Linked DNA regions of Mus musculus: region 2 is linked to region 1. The links are chromatin loops, found by intact Hi-C in ENCODE. Cell type or tissue: heart. All regions are shown on one strand. Links, peaks and the distances in the headings refer to the core of each region. The heading gives the core; the rest is flanking DNA.

Evidence for each region. Hi-C counts contacts between places; a loop is a spot of excess contacts. Peaks named below come from ENCODE experiments on the same cell type or tissue, not always from the same donor. Only the 100,000 strongest peaks of a DNase experiment are listed, where the experiment ranks them.
Region 2: it touches region 1 in a loop (2.4-fold over the local background); 2 of 42 quality-filtered maps call a loop at or near these places.

Annotation. Positions count from the first base shown.
Region 1 is chr15:68,357,927-68,369,040 of GRCm38, reverse strand. No RefSeq gene overlaps it. Among named protein-coding and RNA genes, the nearest start is that of Mir30d, 22 kb to the right of the region's middle. In heart, for the core only: CTCF peaks have their summits at 5,543 and 6,377; DNase peaks (open chromatin) are centred at 5,630, 6,550 and 6,870; H3K4me3 peaks cover 3,130 bases; H3K27ac peaks cover 3,601 bases.
Region 2 is chr15:68,409,728-68,420,841 of GRCm38, reverse strand. No RefSeq gene overlaps it. Among named protein-coding and RNA genes, the nearest start is that of Mir30d, 74 kb to the right of the region's middle. In heart, for the core only: a CTCF peak has its summit at 5,129 (motif pointing right); DNase peaks (open chromatin) are centred at 7,941 and 8,461; H3K27me3 peaks cover 815 bases.

The DNA.
Region 1 (11,114 bases), core at 1,667-9,666:
GGACTGGGCGAAGTGGGAGTGCTGGGTTCTGATGATGGTGAGTGGTCTTGGTTCCTGTTAGTAGGATTCCTACGTTTACCTTTCGCCATCTGGTAATCTCTGGAGTTAGTAGTTATAGTTGACTCTGTTTAGAGATTGTTCTTCTGGTGATTCTGTTACCGTCTCTCAGCAGACCTGGGAGACAGATTCTCTCCTCTGAGTTTCAGTGCTCAGAGCACTCTCTGCTGGCAAGCTCTCTTACAGGGAAGGTGCGCAGATATCTTGTTTTTGGACCTCCTCCTGGTCGAAGAAGAAGGCCCAAAACAGGGCCTCTCTCAGAAGCTGTGTTGCTTTGGCAGTTCCCAGAAGCTGTCAGCTTCTGTGGTGCAGACTCTCACCTGTGCAGACTAAAATCCTAAGTTCCAGGGAGTCCTGGAACCAAGATGGTGACCGCTGCTCCTGAGGCTGAGGCCGTCTCCCGAGCCAGGCGGACACCTGTCCTCTGGTCCGGATGGTGGCCGGTTGTCTGCGGCCCGCCCAGGCTGCTGCCTCAGCGGCTCTGTGCTTCTGCCCGTCCCAGAAGCTGTCCGGTTCTCTGGCGCACCCTCTAACCTGTTCAGTCTAATTTCCTAAGTTCTGCTGAGTCCCGGAACCAAGATGGCGACCGCTGCTGCTGAGGCTGAGGCCGCCTCCCAAGCCAGGCGGACACCTGTCCTCTGGTCCGGATGGTGGCCGGTTGTCTGCGGCCTGCCCAGGCTGCTGCCTCAGCGGCTCTGTGCTTCCGCCCATCCCAGAAGCTGTCCGGTTCTCTGGCGCACCCTCTAACCTGTTCAGACTAATTTCCTAGGTCCCGCGGAGTCCCGGAACCCAGATGGCGACCGCTGCTGCTGAGGCTGAGGCCTTGAGCATACTTCTGAGTCCTAGTCCAAAGTCAAATCCCTGCCTGAGGTCTACTTTGTTCTAGCCCAAAGTCAAATGCCTTCGGGAGGGCTACTTCTATGTCCCGGACCATTGTCAAATTTCTGCCAAGTTTCTAAAAGCAGCCCCAAAAGCTCTCCACAGAGGTTGGGAAAAACAAAACAAAACAAGAAAAGCAAAGGAAGGAAGAAAAAAAAGTCAAGGGATGGGGAGTTAATTAGCTGGGTCCTTCACATCCTCTTCAGATGCATCTATTTTCTAAAACATTGCAACTTTATTTATTAAGATAGGGTCCTGTTACATAACCCTGGCTGGCCCCAAACTCACAGAGATTTGCCTACCTCTGTCTGCCAAGAGTTGGGATGAAAGGCATGCATCCCATACCTGGCCTTAAAACCACAATTTTAACCCAATTACAGATAAATGACTCCAAAGAGAAGCCATTTAGCTTGACGTGCACACATTCACCCTGTATAAAGCAATCATTTTTCTTCATGCTGGCAGGAGACTGGGATTTCTCTAAGAGAAAGGGAGAATAGGGACATGGTCATGAACACCACTGTCACTGCAGCAGAGCAGGACAGTAACACAGCAACTTACATGATGACCTGTTTCCAGAATCAATCCTGCCTTTCCCACAATCAAGCATGACTGTGGTCCAGTCGCTCCCCGCACCCACATAGATGTCCCTGTCTGCACAATGAGGAGAGCACTGGCTACTGCAGAAGGTTGTTGGAGACGGGACTAACCAACAAATGCTCCCTTCCTGATACATGAATTGGTACTGACTGAATTCTAACTCATGCATCACCCACTGATTAGTCCTATAGTTCTAGACATAGCTTGGTGAAGAATTGAATAAGTACAATGGTTTTGGGGTTCCCCCCCCCCTTCATAAGGCTTGGCCTGGTGTGCTTTCCTGTCACTATGATAAACTGCTCAATGAAGAACCTAGAGAACGAAAGCATTTGTCTCATTTTAGACCTTCAGACAAAGTCTATCACTGAGGAAGCTCAAGGAGTAGAAGCAGGAAGCACAGAGGAAAACTCCCTACTGGATTGCTCCCTGTATCTTTCTCAGCTTGTTTTCTTCTACAACCCACAGTAGCCTGGGCCCTCTCCCATCAATCATTAACCAAGAAAATTCCCATTGGCCAATCTGAAGGGGGAAAGTTTCTCAATTGACATTCTTTCTTCCTGGTTGTCTAACAAGTACAAGGCTCAGTGCATTAATGTAGTCAATAACCAATTACGGAATATCAGTTATATACCAGGTAGTGAGGTGGTGCCAGAAATATATACATCACATGAATGACGTGAGTCAAGGCCCAAGATCTCTAGAATCTCATATTCTGGTTCAGAATAAAAGACCTAAAAATATATGAGGTAGTTACAACACAGAGAAAGAAGTAACCCCAGAGGGCACAGCATGGGCAATTTTTACAAACTTCAAAGTCACAGAGAAAGTTACCTTGGTAGAGGGACCAGAGCAGAGAATCCTAGGATGTGTGCCTGTTTGTACAAAGAACATAATACATAGAAGATACTGAACACTTTCAACATCCAGAGAACAACAACAAAAAAAAACCCTTGTAAAAGGGATGAGAAACATGACTGAGGTAAACTGCATCAGAAGTCACACAAGCAGCCTGGCCAGTGAGAGAGAAGGAATCAGGAGGAGTTTCAAGCTAGCTGATGAGATGCCCTGTTTTTACCTTTCATAATGGTCTTTGGAATCTGGTATATAAGCATGATTGGGACTAAATGGTCCCAAGGCAAGACAAAAATGACAAGTTAGTAGTTTGGGAATGAGTCTTAAAAAAGGAAGATTATAGAGAGAATCTTGGTTTCTTAAACAATCCAGTTAAGTTATATGAATATGTTTTTGTTTTATCCCAGATGTGAGATACAGGGCTGCTTCAGTTTGTCCACAGCCACTTTGATTGTCTCGTGCTCTAAGAAGGGCATGAGTTTGGCCAGCTGCAGAAAGTTTGTGTTTGGAATTCTGGGGACTCTTGAGAGGGTACAGAGAACCCTGAGAGGGCATGCTTCCCCTGCCCCTGCTGCTGCTGGTCCCTGCTGCTGTGTTTGCTATTGCTGGATTGCTATTGTTTTGCAGTTTTTCTGGATTGTTGGTTGGAGATATCCTGACAGTAGAGATTGGACTGGCCTCCAAGGAACCGGATGCCCCTACTCAGCAGGAGATAGTCTAAAGAGGTTTATGCCACCTTTCCTCTCTAACCTTTTTCTCCTACCTAGTGTTGGGTGGTTGGAAGGGAATGATGTATAATAAGGGTTGGAAGGGTGGTAGATGATAGAACCCATTAAAGTGCCCCCCAAAAATACACCAACAGAAAATGGCTTGTACCATGACAACAAACACCAGTTTGGACGAACTGGTTAACATCAACCATGGGAAAGGAAGGCTTTTAGCAGATGCCAACTGAATGGACACAGTGGAAATGAAGGATGACTCTGAGGCAATGCTGCTGTGTGCTTGGCAGCTGCAAGAGCACAATGAACAATAAGAGAAATAAGTTTGGGAAAATTTATTTACAGAATTAAATAGCATGTCAAAGAAACACAAGAGTAGATACAAGTACACACAAGAATGCCATCGGGCTTCAGATAACGGTGCCAAATCAGATGCAGGGACAGGTGCTACCAGTCCAGCATAAATAAATCCTGATTGATATGGGCATTTCCTCTTGAACATAAGTGCTCTCTTTCCAGGAGCAACACCCCTGACAGACCCTGGGCATTTCGTCTACTGTCTGCCTCACCCTTAACAACATCTGAAAAATCCTAGGTTCACAAAAGTAGACAATTTTCATTGGTCTCCTCATTTCTTGTTCTGCCTAGCAACTTGTTACTGTCAGCACTTAATTCTACTGCACAGGAGTAACCTTGAAGTTTCAGCTACTTTTGAGAGTAGTCCAACGCGTGTAAGATATCTTAAGTTCTCATATGCCAGAGTTGGTCAACTCTGCTTCTAAGAACCTTATAGGCAGGGAGCCTAGCCAGCAGTTTGCTAGGTGGCTGCTTAAGTCGTCCTGTGTGTGATATGAAAAAGAGGTAGGGTATAGCCAAATTGAAATGGACATGCTTCCTTCCTGTATGGCTTTTCAGGCCAAGGAAGAAGGCCGATGACCTAAGTTTAAAGAAATAGGTATTATGTGATACACTGGACCAAACATGGATGTTCAGTGTGGACTTTTGCAGATGGCAGAACATGAAGCCTGTGAAGAACTGTGTCCAAAGAGAGGTATGCCAGCAGCTCTGGAAAAGAGACTGATACATTCCAACTGAGTAATTCCAGCAACCTTTTGGGAATTTAGAAGGGCCACATAAATACTACTAGTTTTGGAAGAAAGTAGAGAACTCAAGAGTGTATCTGCGGAGCTTGGGTCACATTCTCTATCAAGGCCAGGCTTAGATTTGAGGTTCAAAAGCAGAAACAGCAACAGTAGAAATAGTCCTGCAATAGCCAAGAGACTCTGGGAGGCAGACTGTAATTAAGGGGTAACTTAAAAAGAGTTTCAATCAGAGGTTTGAGGACTGAGGAGGTAACCAGCTAGTCTGAAATCTAAGGAGCCTGCCTTCCCCAGATCTGGTCATTGCATGCCTGCAGGTTGGACAACAAACTTCTTTCCCACTTGACCACTGGAAAATGCCGGTTAGCTAAATTACCTTTTCTTCATATACCTACACATTTGAAGAGCACCTTTAAAGAAAACGTGCAGTAAATTAACACCGGTTGAGGAATCAGAGGAAAGGGCAATTTTGTTGATTTTTTTGTGGGTGGTACAGAACCGTTCTCCTCAAATAACTTAAGGGTCCAGCCCTTTAAGTTGAGCATTCTAAACCTCTGCGGGAACGAGACAGCATGAGATTGAGAAGTGATTCCATAGTCACAGGGGAAGATCTTTAACGGGAAAGAGTGTTCCCTGCAAATTTTTATTCTCCTCTTCCTAAAAGGTGGCTTCATAAGCCACAGGACCCTTGAACTTTAAAGGCTATGACAGTAATCCACTGTGATCATTTAATGTCACTCCAGGGAAGGTGGCCGATGCTTTTTTATCCTAACACACACTGCTCTTGAGTTCTAGGCTAGCCTGGTGGTCTACATTATTGAGTTCCAGGACAAAGAGGGCTCCATAGTGAGACTCTGTCTCAGAAAACCACGAGTCCCTTGTACCCACTTGCAAAATTCTTAGGCCATGTACTCCACAATAGCAGCTAGATGTTTAGTGTTTACCACGCACCAGGGAAGTCATTACGCAAGTTCTCTCTTTTAGTACTAACGATCATCTTGTGACAGATTTTCTTAGTATCCCCCCCACCCCTTTTTTCTTTTTTTTTGGCTGGGACATTCAGTTCAGAGTGTTTAACGTGCATGCCCATGATCACACAAGGAGGTGGGAAGAAGTAAACCGTTCTAAGCAGCCACGCGGTCCCAGTTCGACACGCTCTGACCTGTCCCCAATGTCCAGCCTCTTTCTGCTACTCTCTGAACGTCCTCCTTCACCTCGCCCAACTCGGGCTCACACGCCCCCTTTCCCCAGACATGCTCAGTGATGGAGGGAGAGTTTTCGCACTACCTCAGGATATTTTTCACGCAACCTAGCAACCAAGGGCGCCCGCCCCTAGCACCTCCTCTCCATATTGGCCCAATTCCGGGGGACCGCAAGGAGAAGGAGGAGTTTCCTGGACGCCTCGTTACCGCCCAGCGCCCCCCGCGCTGCGGGTGCGTGCGCACGCGCGCTCAGTGAGCACGTGAGCCCCGCCTCTTAACGTGCCGAGGGGGGCGGGTACAGGAAGCGGGAAGAGAGGGGTGGAGGCTGCCGTTGCCATGGCAGTGACGTCAGGCGTCGGGGAACGAACCCGGCCCCTTCCCACTCACACACACGCGCGCGCGCGCGCACACCCAGAGCCATGCACACGCGCGCGCGCACGGCCGCTCTCCTCAGACACACTGGAGGGAAAGGTCAAACTAAAGGCGAACGAACGGAGAGAACGCAGCGAGCGGCCGCCGCGCCGTGCGCCATGACGGACGCGGCCGGGCCGGCTTCCCAGCGGCCGCCGCCCGCGCCCCTCGCCCGCGCGTGCTCGCGACCCCCTCCCCGGCCGCGACGGGCGCGCGACGGGCGCGAGGCGCGCGCGGGCGGGCGGGCGGGAGGTGGACTCAGCCGGGCGGGCGGGCGGGCGGGCGACGGGCGGCGGCCTCTCGTCGCGCGTCTCCGGCCTCGCGCGGTCGGTCGGCGAGAGCGGCCAGGTGAGTGCGACGGGCGCTGGGCGCGTGCGGTGCGGGGCGAGGCGCGGCCTGGGAGGCGCGGCTGACAGGCGCTCGGCCGGCGGGGGGCGGCGCCGCCCCTCGGGCTCGGCAGCGGCTCGGCCCCGCGGCCCTGGGGCAGGTGGGCCCCCGGGCGGCCGCAGCCGGGAGTCGCCGAGGCCACGGGAAGGGCTCGGGACACTTCGGAAACTCCGGCCCGCGGCGAGCTGCCCTCCCGTCCGGGCCGGCGAAGTGCATTTCCCCGCCAAAGTCGCGCGGAGCCAGGACCGGCGCTGGGGGGCTGAGGGCTGAGGGGCCGCAGCTCGGGGCCGGACCGGGTCGCAGACCCACGGACCCCGCCTTTGGGGGACCTGGCACGCCCGCTGGTCGTTGCCATGCCAGTGCCCAGTGTTTGTTGCTTGTGGTTATTTCAGGACGAATGGTTACCAAAAAGTTACTTGGAAGAGAGGGAACTGCTTGAATTGTCATGAGTTCTTTTCCTGTGTGTGCAGGAAATAGGTTAATCTCTCCCTCTCGCACGCCGGCCGACAACTGATTCTTGCCGGTTGCACTTTAAAAAATAAATGCAAACGCTCCGAAATGCGGTAGCGTCTGGGTGAAGTTTCAGGTGTCAGGCTCCACGTTTCACGGGAAGAAACGAGAAGACACCGGAGTACTTGATAGGCTCCGGCACCCCCAGCTTTGGGGCTGGTCCGAGCAGAGTTTAGTTTTGGCTGGCAAGGTTAAGTAATCACGTTGACCCAGTGCCACCCATCAGTGCACAGCTTCCCTCAGAGGAACTCGGGACTCTTCCAACCCAGGTCTTTTCGGACTGTCAGTCGCTAATCCGGACCTTCCTTTCTTCATGGATACATGTTTTGTTTTGTTTTGTTTTTTCTTTCTTTTTAGTTTTAGCAGGATCATAATGCGCGCATGGATCCTGCCTCCTTCTCAGACATTAAAGTGATTTTCCTACATGAACGGCTCTCCAGGAGATGACTTTGAGAATACCAGGCACGCACTCGGACCTGGTGTGCCTTTATTTGGGAGTTTGGAAATTTCCAGTGTAGTGTGTTCAGATTGATAAGAGATGCCTCACCCCCCCCCCCCCAGTAAAAACCAGTCTAAACAGGTGCCAGGTGTATATTAAACTTTAGAAGACTCCCCGGTTTGTGAAAGGTGTAGTGGGTTATAGTGAAGGAACAGCCAGAAGGACACCCTTCTGTAAATTTGATGTAAGTTAGAAGGCTTAGTAAATTCAAGTTTTGATTCTCACCCTGAGCATTTCTGATATATGAGTGCTTTTCCTTTTAATTCTGAATATATGATTGTCACTTTCAAAAAGTTCTCTCAGTGGAGAACCCTCACTCTGAAATTGAGTCCCTGTGGTGTGGCATGAAGCCCAGCCCTGGAGGTTCTCGGAGAAGGAAGGGAAGGTTAGTAGGCCATCTTGTTACTTGTTCCTCAGCAGTCAGTGTTGTACCTCCTCCTAATCTTGCTTCCACTGGCCCTTACAGACAAGGATCTGCATACTATCCTGTAGTTGGGTGATTAGTTGTCACAACCTCCAAACAGTTCCTGTAACATATAAGGAATTTTGTTTGTTTGGTTTTCCTGACTCTTCATAAAGGGAACTAAAGATAGAGGCAGTGGCCCTTATTCAACATAACCCCCTGGTATAGGCTCATTGACCTTGCTGACTTCACAGAAGTCACGTGTTTATGGAACTCAACAGTTCTTGGACCTTTTACTCCAGGTGATGAGGACCCATGGGGAAGAAACTTGAGATAATAATGTCTCCATTTTCCAAAGTCATTTTATTTGAGTGTTTATTGTGAACAATGCCAAAAATAAAGTGACTTTTTTATGAAGTACATTTCTGCTTATACTTTAAAACCACTTAATTATGTTTCAAATTTGCTGGTGTTGCTTGCATATTCTACTATATAAGAACAGTTGGTTAGGGGCTAACAGTTTTCCGAGCTTGCTTGAGGGGAAATAGGAAAACAGTAATGCTGCAGTGAGGTAGAGGGGGAGAGGAAAGCAGCTGTCCTCCACTTTAAGAAATTGGATATTTTAAAGTTTAAGGTTACAAAACAAGTTAAGTAGTTGTTAGTTCAATGAGAATTTTACAGAGCAGGGTACCTTCAAGTCTGCTTAAATAGTACTTAGTAAATGTTGTTTGACTTATGAAATTTGTTTGTTGGACAATTTAGTAAGAGAATTCTGGCATCTCCATGGCTTATGAATGTTTCCTTGAATATGGCTATCACACATTACCTGGGGACAGAGTTGAATTCATTGTCCATATTTTCATGCATCAATTAATGAGTGGAAAGTTTGTCATCTGATTTAAGCTGTACCATTTAAGGAGTCACATTGAAACGTAGTTCAAATTGTTTCACTATTCAGTCAAGTTTTACCATAGATTTGACAAGAATCCCACTCTAGGTAGTTAGTGGTGTCTCAAAATCACCTTGTGGCAAGATTCTCACTAGGAGGTAGTCCTGCAGCAGAGGCCAACAATCGGTTATACCCAGACATGAGTAAAGTCAAAATAGATTTGGTCTAGGTCCACACACAGTAAAAATGTAACCTTGAAATTTCCCCTGGGTGCACTCTCTTCAGAACTAGAAGCTAGATTTTCCTAAGTAATTTTTAAATTTTGAAGAGAACATTTTTCCTTCTTTCTTTCTTTTTTTCATCAGATTGGTGCCTTAAATTGGTTACTAGAATGGCAAAAGTCTGGTGCAATAGCATGGCGACTTTAATTCTGATACTGTTTTGCTTGTTTATGTAAAAAAAAATTAAAACTAATCTGACAAGAATTTGACTTACAAGCCGGGCAATGGTGGCCCACGCCTTTGATCCTAGCACTTGGGAGGCAGAGGCAGGCGGATTTCTGACTTTAAGGCCAGCCTGGTCTACAGAGTGAGTTCTAGGACAGCCAGGGCTACACGGAGAAACCCTGTCTCGAAGGAAAAAAATAAAAGAATTTGACCTACAGATACAGATCAGCTTAGCCTTTATATTGGGAAAAGAAGCAAGAGGAGGAAATAGCCATAAATGTCCCGGGAGAAAACTAATGCAGATCCATTCTTTACACTGCATGCTTGCCCTGGGTGTGATACCTCATCACCCTGCAATCTCAAGAACCCTTAATAGAAGGGAACTGAAGGGGAAACTAAGCATAGGCACGTGCTAAAAATAAAAATGCCCTAAGAGCACTTAGCATTTTATTTCTGTAAGTGCATCAGGAAGTGAATTATTTTAATACAACTTCAGGATACTGGGCACAGCTTTATTCCTTTTAGCAGATTTGAATATTATAAAGATTAACGAAACAGCTTGTATGATATAGAATTGATTTATGTATGTACACAGATTGTTAATTTCTCAGTTAAAAAATTGACTAAAATGAAGATTGAAAAATAGGTGGTATTAAAAGAAATGTTTTTCTTTTTTTAATCTCAAGGGACTATCTTAAAGGATTATTAATTTCAGAACATGAGGTAAAATATTACATTAGATTTATGATTAGTGAGAACATTTCTTTTTAGATAAAGTCAATAAAGTAGGAATATTACTTCATTTAAAAAATGTTTATGCCAGGATGTGTGAGAATAGCAGTAATAATTAGAAATTTTAATTGGAAATTAAGACTGATTTATCATCTCAATTGAATCATTTAATTCAGTGTCACTTTTTAAATGTCACATAATTTTTCAGTTTCCCAGTGTTGTTTTCTGGAAAATGTAATCAAAGGTTCAAAACAGTGCATGTAAATTCAAGTTGAATAACACTTGCTAAGCATAAAATGTTTCATTCAAACCTGTGGGGCCAAACTACTCTATGGACCTTTTCAGTTTATTTATAACCTGCAGAAATCTAACAGTTAAGAGGTGTTGCTATAAGTATTGTGGAAATTGTGTTTTCTTTCTTCTAAAAGTTTTCTTTCACTATTAAATATTTATGTTTCCAAACTCCATTCATCAAGTGATCATCCTGTCTGTAAGAACAGTAGAATGTTCATTTGAAAAGAGCAACTGTCGTTTTTATTTTCTCCCAGCCATTCCTTCTGGAAAATGGTTTCAAATTTAATTAATATAGTTTATTCAGATGATACTCTAAATTGAATGGTTACTGTGGTTCTATAAACTAGGGGAAAATACATATTTATATTCATATAAATTTTGTCTATGGACTTTTCAAAGGACCCCTAAAATCTTGAGCTTAAGGAGATAGAGGTTGTTCTCTGAAACCTAATTGAATATTTAGATTAGTATGTGAAGCTGGGACCACTTTGTTTTGACTTTACATGTGAGGGATGGTTGTATTTTGGTTCTATGATACTATTTTCAAAATATGTTTTTAGTTTGATTCATAAACAGAAACTTTTCTAAAAGAACACATTATTTTCTTCTTAATGGTTATGTTGATCCTCAGACTTTTATATTTAAAAAGAAGTAGAAAGAGTAATGTATTAAACCTAAGCCTAAATGGCTAATTCATTGGAACATGTGAAATGAATTGTTTTTGTTATAATATAGTTCTCTTTTTCAAATAAATTTTGTTTTGTTTTGGTTTTTGGTTTTGTTTTGGTTTTTCGAGACATGGTTTCTCTGTATAGCCTTGGATGTCCTGGAACTCACTTTGTAGACCAGGTTGGCCTTGAACTCAGAAATCTGCCTGCCTCTGCCTCCCAAGTGCTGGAATTAAAGGCGTGCGCCACCACGCCTGGCTTTCAAATAAATTTATAATGAAATTATTATAATGTAATACTATAATGAAAAATTTTAAAATACTTTTGATAATGTTTTTGATTAAGGTGTGTGTATGCAAACTCAGAAATTTGAGTAATACTTGTTAGACTTCCTAATTATAAAATGTCTAATAAAACCTGTAAGCCAATCTAATATATAGAATTTTGTAGATTCTTTATAATC
Region 2 (11,114 bases), core at 1,215-9,214, 52 kb before region 1:
AGTGATTTAGAAGGAAAACACTGTGAAATCTTAACGATGTCCAGAAAGGTCAGAGAGCAAACAAAGCCCCATTTGCACACATATTCTACCAGCAAGAAATGTAAGATCATGTTTGCCAAGGGGCATGGGAGCCAGAGACCAGAGGAGAAATCTATTTAATCTCTGCCATTTTTATATATAGTTATATCACACTTTATATGATATGAAGTAAATTGAACTTAGCAAACATTGTGTACAATTACTAAGTGCCAACATTGACCTAGGCACTGAGGGTAGTCAAATGAATGCATGATAGCTGTTACAGAAGAAAGCTCACTGTTAAGAGAAGTCAGCAAAGGAGACATTAAGACAACTTAATAAAAAATGAGGTAATTATATAAATATGACACTTAAGATTTTTTTTTAAAAAAATCATTTTGCTTAGCTTTAAGTGTGGGTGGGTGTAGAGGTGGTTGTGTCTGAGCTGGGTCTAAAAACAAAAAACAAAAACAAAAAGCATCAGCAAGTAGAAGTCACTCAAGAAATCAGCTTCCCTCATAGGAAAAAAAGGAAAACAGTACAATGAAGGATAAAGGATAACATGGAATTTTAATTTAACTTAAAATAGGAATCTCTCTCATACTTTTATACAATCTGGAGTATACAAAATGAACTATGAAGGGTCCTAAATCCAATAATTCCTAGTGTCATTTTTTGAGAACAGGAGAGGATGCACAAAGGAGAAGGCAAAGGAGGTTGTAAGATGGAAATATGTATAGACCAAGAAAAGCCCAATGTTACTGGGGTGGGCGAGGCAGAAGTTCTGGAGAAATAGGAACTCTTCAGAGGGCATATGGACTGAAACTGCCTTGATTTAGGATTTCTTGCCTCCCAGACCTTGAGCTAAGTGGCTTCTTTTTAAGCTACTGAGTTTATAGCCATTTGTTATGGAAGCTCAGGAATCAAGCACACCCAGAACTTACAAGGGTCACCCTGTAGAAGAAAGCCAAGAAAAAACCATGGGAAGGAAGATTCCACCTTCACCCATTGTCTAACAGTGCTTGGACTAGACCAGTCTTGGGCTTGACAATGAGAAGAAACGGTCCTCTACATGCTGGCTATCCACCACTTCAAGCTGAAGAGACCCAACTATTCATCCCTTTGCCTTCTGCTTCCACTGAAGGTCCTTCTGCCACTGGGATCCAAACCTATCAGTCACACACCACGCCACCACATGACTGCTTTTCAAGATCGTTGGGCAGACACAAGGAACTCCCACAATGATGATATCCTTTGAAAATGTTAACAAAATCAACTTCCACTCTATACTTCATTCATTCGGCCCCTCAATTTACATACAAGATTTGTTACCTCTGATAGTGGGTTTTCCTAAGTCCTTATGCAACTTTGGGCTACACCCAACGTTGTTCATCTAGAAGTCACAAATAGTGCCCTTGGGGGATCTCAAAAACACAGTTAACCTAAGTCTTTGTAAAGTCTAAAGTGCTGCATTAATTGTATCATTTATTTAGAAAAAGATAAAGAAGAAAGTCAACAAACATAATATTTCTATGCCAAATATGAGTTCTAAGTTCCGTACATGAAGGAAAAGTGGAGTGTCATAGAAGAGGGAGGCAAAAATGAAGAGAACAAGTGTAAGAAAAGATGATGGGGTGAATATAATCAAATGGGCATTACAGACATTACATGTATGTGTGGAAACGACATAATGCTTCCCCTTGTTTACATATTTGTATATATATATGTCCAATTTGTACTTTTTCTGCAGGTGTGCTTTCGGTTTCTTTTGTCTTTATACCTGTTTACCAAGAAACATTTGTTCCAATAATTCTTCTTTAATGATTCTGGGAGTCATTGGCCTGTGGCCTTGGGATAATGAGTGTTTGCTTAGGAACCTCTGTGCGTTTGAATGTTTACAGAATTGTGTTCCTTCATTTAACTGTCCTCCATGTTTACCATAAACACAAGCTTTCCTGACCTTGTGACGATTGACGCACTGCCTACGAACTCCCACTCTCCACATCTTAACATCCAAATAGAACAAGAAGGTGCGGATTTTCTTAGCATCGGGAAATAGCCACAGAAATTTCTTCCTCTGAAAGTTCATTTTAAGTAAAGAAAATACACAAAGTGACATGAAATGTTAGCTCTCACAAGTCAGAATCTATAAGTGAGACTCATCAATAAATGCTAACATTGTGGGGCAAATTGGCAAGTAGTATGATTGTTACCTAAGTTTTCACCAGAGTGGTAACTTTGGAGTGGATGGTCTTGGCAGGAAATGGCGTAATCCTCTGATCAATGTTACTCTCCTGATTACATGGAAAATGATCACCTTGTACCTCCTTATACAATGTGCAGTGTGCCGCAAAGAAAAAAAATCACTTCTGTGGTCTTTCTGTCAAGAAGAACCATGACCCCACAAGGAAATGTCAGGCAAACTAAGGAAAATCTACAAAATAATTGCCTTCCATTTTCAAAACTGTCCTTGGCAAAAAAAAAAAAAAAAAAAAAACAACTTGGGAGGTGTCCCAGACTAATGAAGGCTGGCCATGTGGCAGCAAATGCAGGGTGTGAGCTAAGGTTCTAGTCTGCTATGGAGACTGCTCTTGTGACAGTCTGGGGAAGACAATAATTATTTCATCTCACTGTAAATTCTCCAGTGTCGACTTTTATGCTGTGGTCTATGTAAAAGGATGCCTTTGATTTTAGGAATCACATAATGAAGTAATTAGGAAGAAGGGAGCATCGTTTCTGTAATTCATTCTCAACTGGGTCAGAAAGCGAGCGTACCATGTGGGAGAGAGCAGAAGAGTGAGGCAATGTGAGACAGCACTCCGGTGAGCCATCGAAGACGGTATCAGTAATCCCCTGTAGCGAGGGACTGAAGCCCACATGGATATGTACTGTTGGCATAAACACAAACAAAGACCCCAGTTCTTCAGACCCATGAGAGTAGCAAAGCTTTTCCTAGCAGATGCTCAGATGAGACCTCCTGTGGTCTATGTGCGGATATGGATAGTGCAGAAAATGTCTGATATAGCTTTTCCCTCTCCCTAAGATTTCTCTCCTATGGAGAATGCTCCTACTGAGATCAGCTGAACCTGCCTCTGTTCAGTGTATACTGTAAACCCTGCCTCTTTGCAATAAACCTGCCTCCCCGTTCAACTGTGTATAATAAACACACTGTGCCTCCAGTGTACTGCAACTTCTCCATCTTAGAGCCCAGACTACTTATTCCAGCCTCTCTGTGTCTTTCTGTCTGTCTGTCTGTGTATCTGTGTGTCTGTGTGTCTGTGTGTCTGTCATTCTCTCAATCCCCCATCACTCCAGTCAGGGTTCCAGCATTGAAGCCATGCAAATATGCAAGAATTCCCTGAATTAGTTTTGCAACTTTTTTGTAAAATCTAAAACAATGCCAAACAGAGAATAATAAAAAGGCATGATTTCAATTTTGCCTACTCTGTTCCCTCATGCTCCCATAGCACTTTGACCTCTGTTTCCATGGCAACCCTCATCCTCTGAAGTTCTTTCCCTGATTTCCCTACTCTACTTACAGATTCTTTGACGGCTGGCATGCATCTGTTTGAATTCTGTTTCCAAATTTCCTTGGAAGGGGCCTAAATACTAGAACCCTGAATAGAGATTTATCCTTTCCTGCTAAGGGCACCATTAAAATTGAGTGTCTGATTTGACAAAAAGTGGGGGGTTAGGGAGTGACTAGTGAGTGATAGTTTTTCATTTTGAAACAAAAATGCATATTAAACAAGAACAATGTGAATTTTTGCTAATAAAGTAAGAAGAAATCATTTGCATAAATTAAAAGAATGAGTTTTATGTTGTGGGAAATGACTGACTTTTTAAAAATTTTATACACACAAACACACACACACACACATAAATTATTTAACATTTTTTCCTCTCCAAATTGTAGTCTTGTACTTCATTACCTGACCGTCTCCTTTATTGGTCCTCTACTTCATTCTCTCTCCTATCTATCACAACTAACAACTCCAAATAGCTGGCATGTTCATTTGGGAAATTTATCTCTCAACATCACCCCCAGGGCTAACTTTGTTTGCATAATGGTACCCCAAACACTTGCCATACAGCTCTGACCTCATGGTCCATGTCTTTCAGACAGATCCACCAGGCAACAGCATGACAGCTCTGCAGCAGGTTCTGCCTCATTAGTTGAGTAAGCACTGGACCTCTGTGAGTCTTGCCTTCTCCCTTCTGTGGTAGATAAAAGCAATATTTATGCCAGTGTCTCAGTGAGAGAAGTAAATGAGCTGATAAAATTAATATCAACATCAATAGTGCTGGCATTGTTCATGGCAAGTACTTTTATCATAATTTGATACACACTACATTAAGCCTATATCCAGGTTGTCATAATTAATCACAATCACAAGCTTATGAAGCAGATATTTTATCATAATCCCAAAAGTCCCACTCGCAAAGGAAACAGCAGGATTCAAACTTTAGACCCTCTGAAACATGCATTATGCCCAGTAACTTAGCTAACTCCTACTCAGTCCACCACACCGTAAGAACTATTTTCTCCCTTGACACAGAAAACCAAAGCAGTGAAGTATTCTAGGAACTCGGGGGGGGGGGGGTGGTGGTAGGGCAGCAATAGCAGCCAGAGGTGATTTTCCATGCCTGCCCTGAGCATGGTGCCACGTGAATCCCTTTTGAAGGCATGGATGGTGGGACACCTTTTCTGATTCCCTTTCTTTCTGCTCTTAAAACTGGGGGGGAGGGGGGGATGGTAACTCAACTCTGCCTTCTTGATGCTCACAGATGCCTGGGTGGACAGACAAACCCTCACAGATACTGCAGATGCTAGGACGTGAGGACATGGGTTTTCCTTAGGCTGATACGGGTGAGAAAAGGCGTATCTGTGAGTGGAAGCATGTGGAACATACTGCAGGAGAGGTAGATACATGGAATGGAGAGTGATACATAGTTAACATCTTTCTCTCTAACTGCTAACCTTCTGCCATTACCTGACAACTTTCAGATGTGTCAGCCAGGAAAGAGGTGTAAAGGGGACAACCTATCCAGAGCAGCAAATAAGGGGACTTGTGGTTGGGACCTGTGACTGTGACATTCTGTGTGGAGCCACTAGAGGGCAGTTTAACACACGTTGGCATTTAAGAGAGAAATACTTTGTTTAGTCTTGTCTTCTTATTTTGCCAGGAAGGTCTTCAGTAAGGTCTTTTAAGGGCACTTCTCATTTCTGATGATTAGACTAAGGGCTCTGCACACAGAAGTCTTCACTAAAGACGAAGCTATCAACACTGGGACAAAGGATGACAGAGTGACAGACAGGCAGAAGGATGTTAAGCTTGACCTGAGCTCTCCTCCTTTCCCCTATATTCCTAGAAGGGTCCCAGAAACCACGCCAAGGAACATTCCACCTTCTTTGACACATTTCCCTCCCCCCAACCCTCTTCTTTCCTGTCACTGTCTCTGAGCAAACACATTTTAATTGTTCGTGAATATTGATTTTATTGCATTGCACTTATTTGTGCTGTTTTAATTAAGATTTCCCAGTAAGCAATTAAGCATGTCCTGTAGCTTGTCTCTGATGCACCTTCATGAAGGCTGGATTTGCCTATGTCTTTTACCCCATTGGGAAGCCAACATTCATATTTCTGTGGGCCAGAACTGGGCCAATGGTTTCCTTGTCCTTTCATGGACAGAGCCAGGGAACTCCTTGAAGCCAAGGATGTATATAAGACTGTTTAGCACCCTCGGTGACTAATAAAGTGCTGAATACTTGGTGTATGCCCAGTGCCTGAACCTGCTCACAGAGAGAACTAGAGTGAAGAGTAGTGGAGCTGGCTACTCTGCCCTGCCAGGACTCCAGGTACCAAGCCTCATGCCCTTGCCCTTGAGATCTGCACATTCTAGGATGCTTCAACCACAGAGGGGTTGTATCAGAAAGACCATGCTCCTAGCCACTTCCAGCCACCTCCTAATGTACCTGAAATAAACACTACCTCCTCATCATGGCCTCCAAGGCTCTCCGTGGTCCTTCTGGCCTCCTGTCTCACCTGGTCTTCCCCTAGCCATCCCATGCACCACACCTCAACCACACAGTCTCTATCATGAACCACACTTTTCCTCCTCCTAGCCCATGGCTCAGCACAAATAGGTTCCTCTCTCTGGGCCTCTTCTTTTCACCATCCTGTGGCTGGCTCCAGTTCCACGCTCTGATCTCAATTTCAAAGTCTGAAAGGCTTTACTTGTTATCCAGCCCCAAAGAGATATCTGCCATTCCCAACCACACCCCAAGTTAGCATGCGATCAGCTTGTGCCTCGGTTGCTAGCCAGCTAGGTGATAGAATCAAGCTGAAGAAGGGTTCTGTGATACTGTTGACTGAAAGAGTTCCAGTGGCCAGGGTGGCCCAGGTCTGCTGAACAGATGCATCTGGGATGAGAACACAACTTCCCCTAAAATGATGTCTCCCTTCCTAACCTGTCCCCTACCACTGCAGGCCTTCCTGCCTCGGTGAGGTGAGCTGCCAAGAATTTGGCACCAGTCCCAAGATGAGAGGCCTATGCGAAGTGCTGGGCTGACCAACCAGAATGGTGAATTTAAGAGCCAGAAAGTACACCACTTGAAGCACTTTCCTTCTCTTCCTGAGCACTGGGCAGGTAAAAAGCACATTTTAAGCACTGCTGGAATCTAAGACTCTTGGGTCATGTTAGTGATAAGTTTTTGAGTTTATATTGCAAGTATTCCCGCTGACATTTGCTTTCAAATATGCAAACACGATGTTGGGGACAGTATAATCTCACTTCCTTGAATCTATTAGAGGCCCCCTCCCCCCACTTGAGCTGCCCTAAGCAGGAAGCCTGTCAGCCTAACTGCCAACTGGATCATCCCTATGAGAGCAGCAGCCATCCGGAATACTATGCAGATGCCTACAGGTATCTATGGAAAAGATTCTAGCTGACCTCCCTGGCTCCTCGAGGCACAGACCCTGCCAGGACTGTTTAAAGCAGTTTGTACCAGACATCTGGCAATCACAAGCCTGGGTGAACCATTTCCACTTTGGCCAGTTTTAACGCTCTGCATAGCATTTATTTGAGTTCCTTCCCTGGAGGAATTAGAATGACTGGAAGGAAGGCTTTGATTGGTTAAAATTAAAAACAAAAAGACTTATTGATGGTGACTGATACCAAAGGCAAGGCTGTGACTTACAAATGGGTGGCGGGTGCAAACACCCCTTCTCAGGCTATGTAAATAAGCTACTACATAGCTCACTTGCTGGGCTGACTAGGGACACTTTCCTCTGTTGCCTTCCCTAATGTTGCAACGTCAGATCCAATGAAGACGTCTCTTTAGTGGCCTTACTTTGTCTAATTTCAGTAGCACAGATGAATGAGAAAGACAAACAGCAATGGGCAGCAGTGACATGCAGACAGCACAGCAGTGGTAGGGAAACCTGATCACTAACTAGACACCTGTCTTTCCTGTCTTGGACAGTAGCACCATCCTCTGGCCATGGTTTGGACCTACAGACACATGCAGAGTCATAGTGTGGTTCACATGTTCACAGGCCCAGGGTCATGACAATGTGAGACTTCATAGCATATTGAGTGTATACCCAGTACAACCAGGCACCATGCTTATGATTGGGCCGGCTTTTGATACCTGAAGCTGAGCTCCTAAACACTCCAGTGTGCATTCCTGAGCACAAGGCTTCCAAATACAAAAGTATCTGCAACTGGTTGAGAGCCTAAAGAGCCTCAATGACTGGCATAGATCTAGTATCAGTGCCCAAGTGTGGAGCCCTGAACAGCTCTGCTTGTGGCCATGACTGTTATCCAGTTCCTAAATAGTGGGCTAGCCTCTCAGTGTAAAACACCAACACCTCTGATTGCCTGCTGAAGTGGCAGCTGAGATAAGGCCTTGACATCGCCAGTTGACAGCTGAAGAAGTGGCTGCTCTCAAAAGCCACACACAGCACCCACGTGCCTGAATCTTCCCCAGACCATGAGACATGGAGGTATTTTTATGACATGGACTAGCTCCAACTGACCCTACATGTGGATCCCATCTACCTGTTCCAGAGGAGTAAGTGCATCAGGGTGATACAGGCTATGCATAGCACCTAGTTCATGAATGGTTCTCTGGATGTCCTGGCTCCAAAATACTACTCTGATAGAGACAAGTATCTCAGATGTAGTCAGCAGCTACTAATAACTTAGAGGAATAGCTGAACAGTTCTTCAAACAGATCCTGGTTGCCAGAAGAGCTCCTGGGAGATATCAAGTCTTCGGAGGCCTAGCACCTCAACCTGAGAATTGTAACACCGGCACCTGTCCAGATTCCTAAGCCCCAGGGCCTGAATGGGGCTACTATATTTATCAGAGTATGCTGTTTCCAGCTGCTTTCATCTGCTGACTGATATGGCCCAGTGCTGTCAAACACTGAGGGAACCCTGAGTTCCTAACCCATCTATGATTTCTCTCTGTGGGACAATGGACCATGCCAGGAAACCTGGTAAGGCAGAGATGGTGTGAGTCTCTGGCATCTCACCATTCACTTGACGTGGTAGGCAGCTCCCTGGTCCCTGCCAGATTCCTGGCCTAGAATATGTGCCACACTCCCACATTGGTCATGTAGCCCAAAAGAGTTCTTCATGCTTATGTGGTACCTAGAGGTCCTGAAGGTTTAGACAATAAGCTTCTCTTTCCGGACATTCTTCCCTGCAAAAAGTATTTAATCTCTGGCTCATCCTGAGAAGTTAGCATGCATCCTTTACCATGATGAACAACTAATAAACAGTTTGGAACCAAGGACTATCTCTTTCACTAAGAACCATCAAGCCAGGTGGTGGTGGCATATGCCTTTAATCCCAGCACTTAGGAGGCAGAGGCAGGCAGATTTCTGAGTTCGAGGCCAGCCTGGTCTACAAAGTGAGTTCCAGGACAGCCAGGGCTACACAGAGAAACCCTGTCTCAAAAAGATTAAAAAAAAAACTGTCATGAAGGTTCATACAGAAGGCCTACAGAGCCACAGCCTAAGCCTCCTATAGATGGCCTATCTGCTCTTCTAGACAACCACCACCAAGCTAAGGACAATCACCCTTGAGCTAAGCCACAGCTCCCTTTTCCCCCTGCCGCAGGCTACACACTTTCCTCAGCTTGTTGGGACCCAAACGGTCCTGGCCTCATTGCCAGTGGACCCACGATCCTGCATTCCCAACTCTTCTGTGTAGCACCCAGTGGCAACTGAGTCCCCAGGTGTCAGAGAACCCCAACTTCAGCACCCCCATTATCTTGGACTGCATTTTCCTACCCCCAGAGCAGTGTCTCGGCACTTCCCTGAGGCCCAGCACCCAAAGGTGCATGGGATAAGCGCAGGCAAGCTCCCCGAGTTTCACCTCCCCAATGGCCATGCTCAGTGGATCCACATCTCTCCAAACAAAAGAGCTCTTGGATAGATGGATGGCAACATTTGGAGTTCCTCATATTTATAGGAATTAGCAAAGCAAAAGGCACCAAGAACACAATTCCAGGCAACAGATACCAGGTGGATGTCCTATCTCTGAATTTCAGGACCTCTAGGTTCTAAAAATGACCTTCAACAACTTCTTTTACTGCCTCATGTCTCAGTTTCCTTATCTCTAGGAGCGAATCATGGAAATCCCAAAAGCTACTTCCTGACTGCTGGATGAACTTAAGTTACAGAATGGAGTAAGGTATGGATATGCAAGGCCAGGAAGAATTTCAGTGGGTTCCTTGTTGTGCAAGCCTGAGGACCCAAGTATGATGCTCAGAACCCATATGGAAGACGAGAACCAAAGAGGAGTGAAATTGTCTCTGAGTTCCACAGATGTCTTAAACACACACATCACACATATACATGATGATGAGCATGATAAACTATCAGCTCTGGGAGAAACAGCATGTCTCATTGATCCCCAGTGCCCTGCACTTCCCACAGCATATGGCCCATCCTGTGATCAGTGGGTCTTTCTGACATCAGCCAGAATCAAGGGGTATTTAGAAGCAGAGACCTGTGACTCCTAGTTGGACATGCCTCTGTTTCCTCTCCTTTGAGTTCTTTACCTTTAACGTGTGTTCACGGTCCCCTGCTTTCCAAAAGGAGCTACCTCACAGAAGTGGGTCAAGCCTATACACTAGGAAGAGCAGCTATGCAAAAATATTTAAATAAATCCCTTCCTGGTTATTTCTGCTTCCCCCACACCCTCTTGAATAGAATCACTCCATTTTGAGGTCCCAGGAACTAGCTCCCTCCCAGAGGAATGTAATGTATGTCCTGTAGAACTGCCAACATTGCATCCAAGTTTCAAAGAAAATTGCTCCTATCCATCAAAGAAGCCCTGAGCCAATAGCAACAATGAGAAAGACACAAATCAGTCACTCCTGAGGGTTTTCTCAAAGGACAACAGGAAGAAAGTCCATCCCAAGAACAGATTAGTATGAGAGAAAGAAGGAAGGGAAGGAACTACCCAAATCAGTGACTATCTTCTGTCTAGGCCCTCTGCCATGCACAATGAAACCAAGACTAAACCTAAGGAAGCGGGTTTCCAGCAATCTGCTGCAACCTGAGAAATAAGAGGCATGAGAGGGGAGCACTTAGAAGGCTGCAGGACCACAGTTGCATGGGCAGCTGGCCCATCCAGAGGGTCCAGGAAGCCCTGACTATCTGGCTGCTCTTCCCTCTCATAAATCAGACCTGCCAGGGTGGGAACAAGTGAATATCTCCAGATAAGTAAGTCATGAAAACATGGGGCCAGTAGGTACATGGCAAAGGGGCATCTTCTCAGGGAAGGAGAATATTTACAATAACCCTCCAAACTGCCAGCTGAGAAAGAGCTGCCTGAGCTTCTGTCACTCATAGGGTCCCTGAACTTAATGGATGCTGACTGTATCCAGTGGAGCCAACAGCTCTACAATGCATCTTCCCACTGTACCCCATGTTCACTGGCACTCACGAAGCTGAGACTCTGCAGGTTGAGGAAAGCATGCAATAATACAGGGCTAAGAGCTAAGTCCGAACACAGATCCTCCAGAGCCTACTTGCTCCATGGCTCTGGGTTTCTCTGTCTGTGTGATGGGAAGAA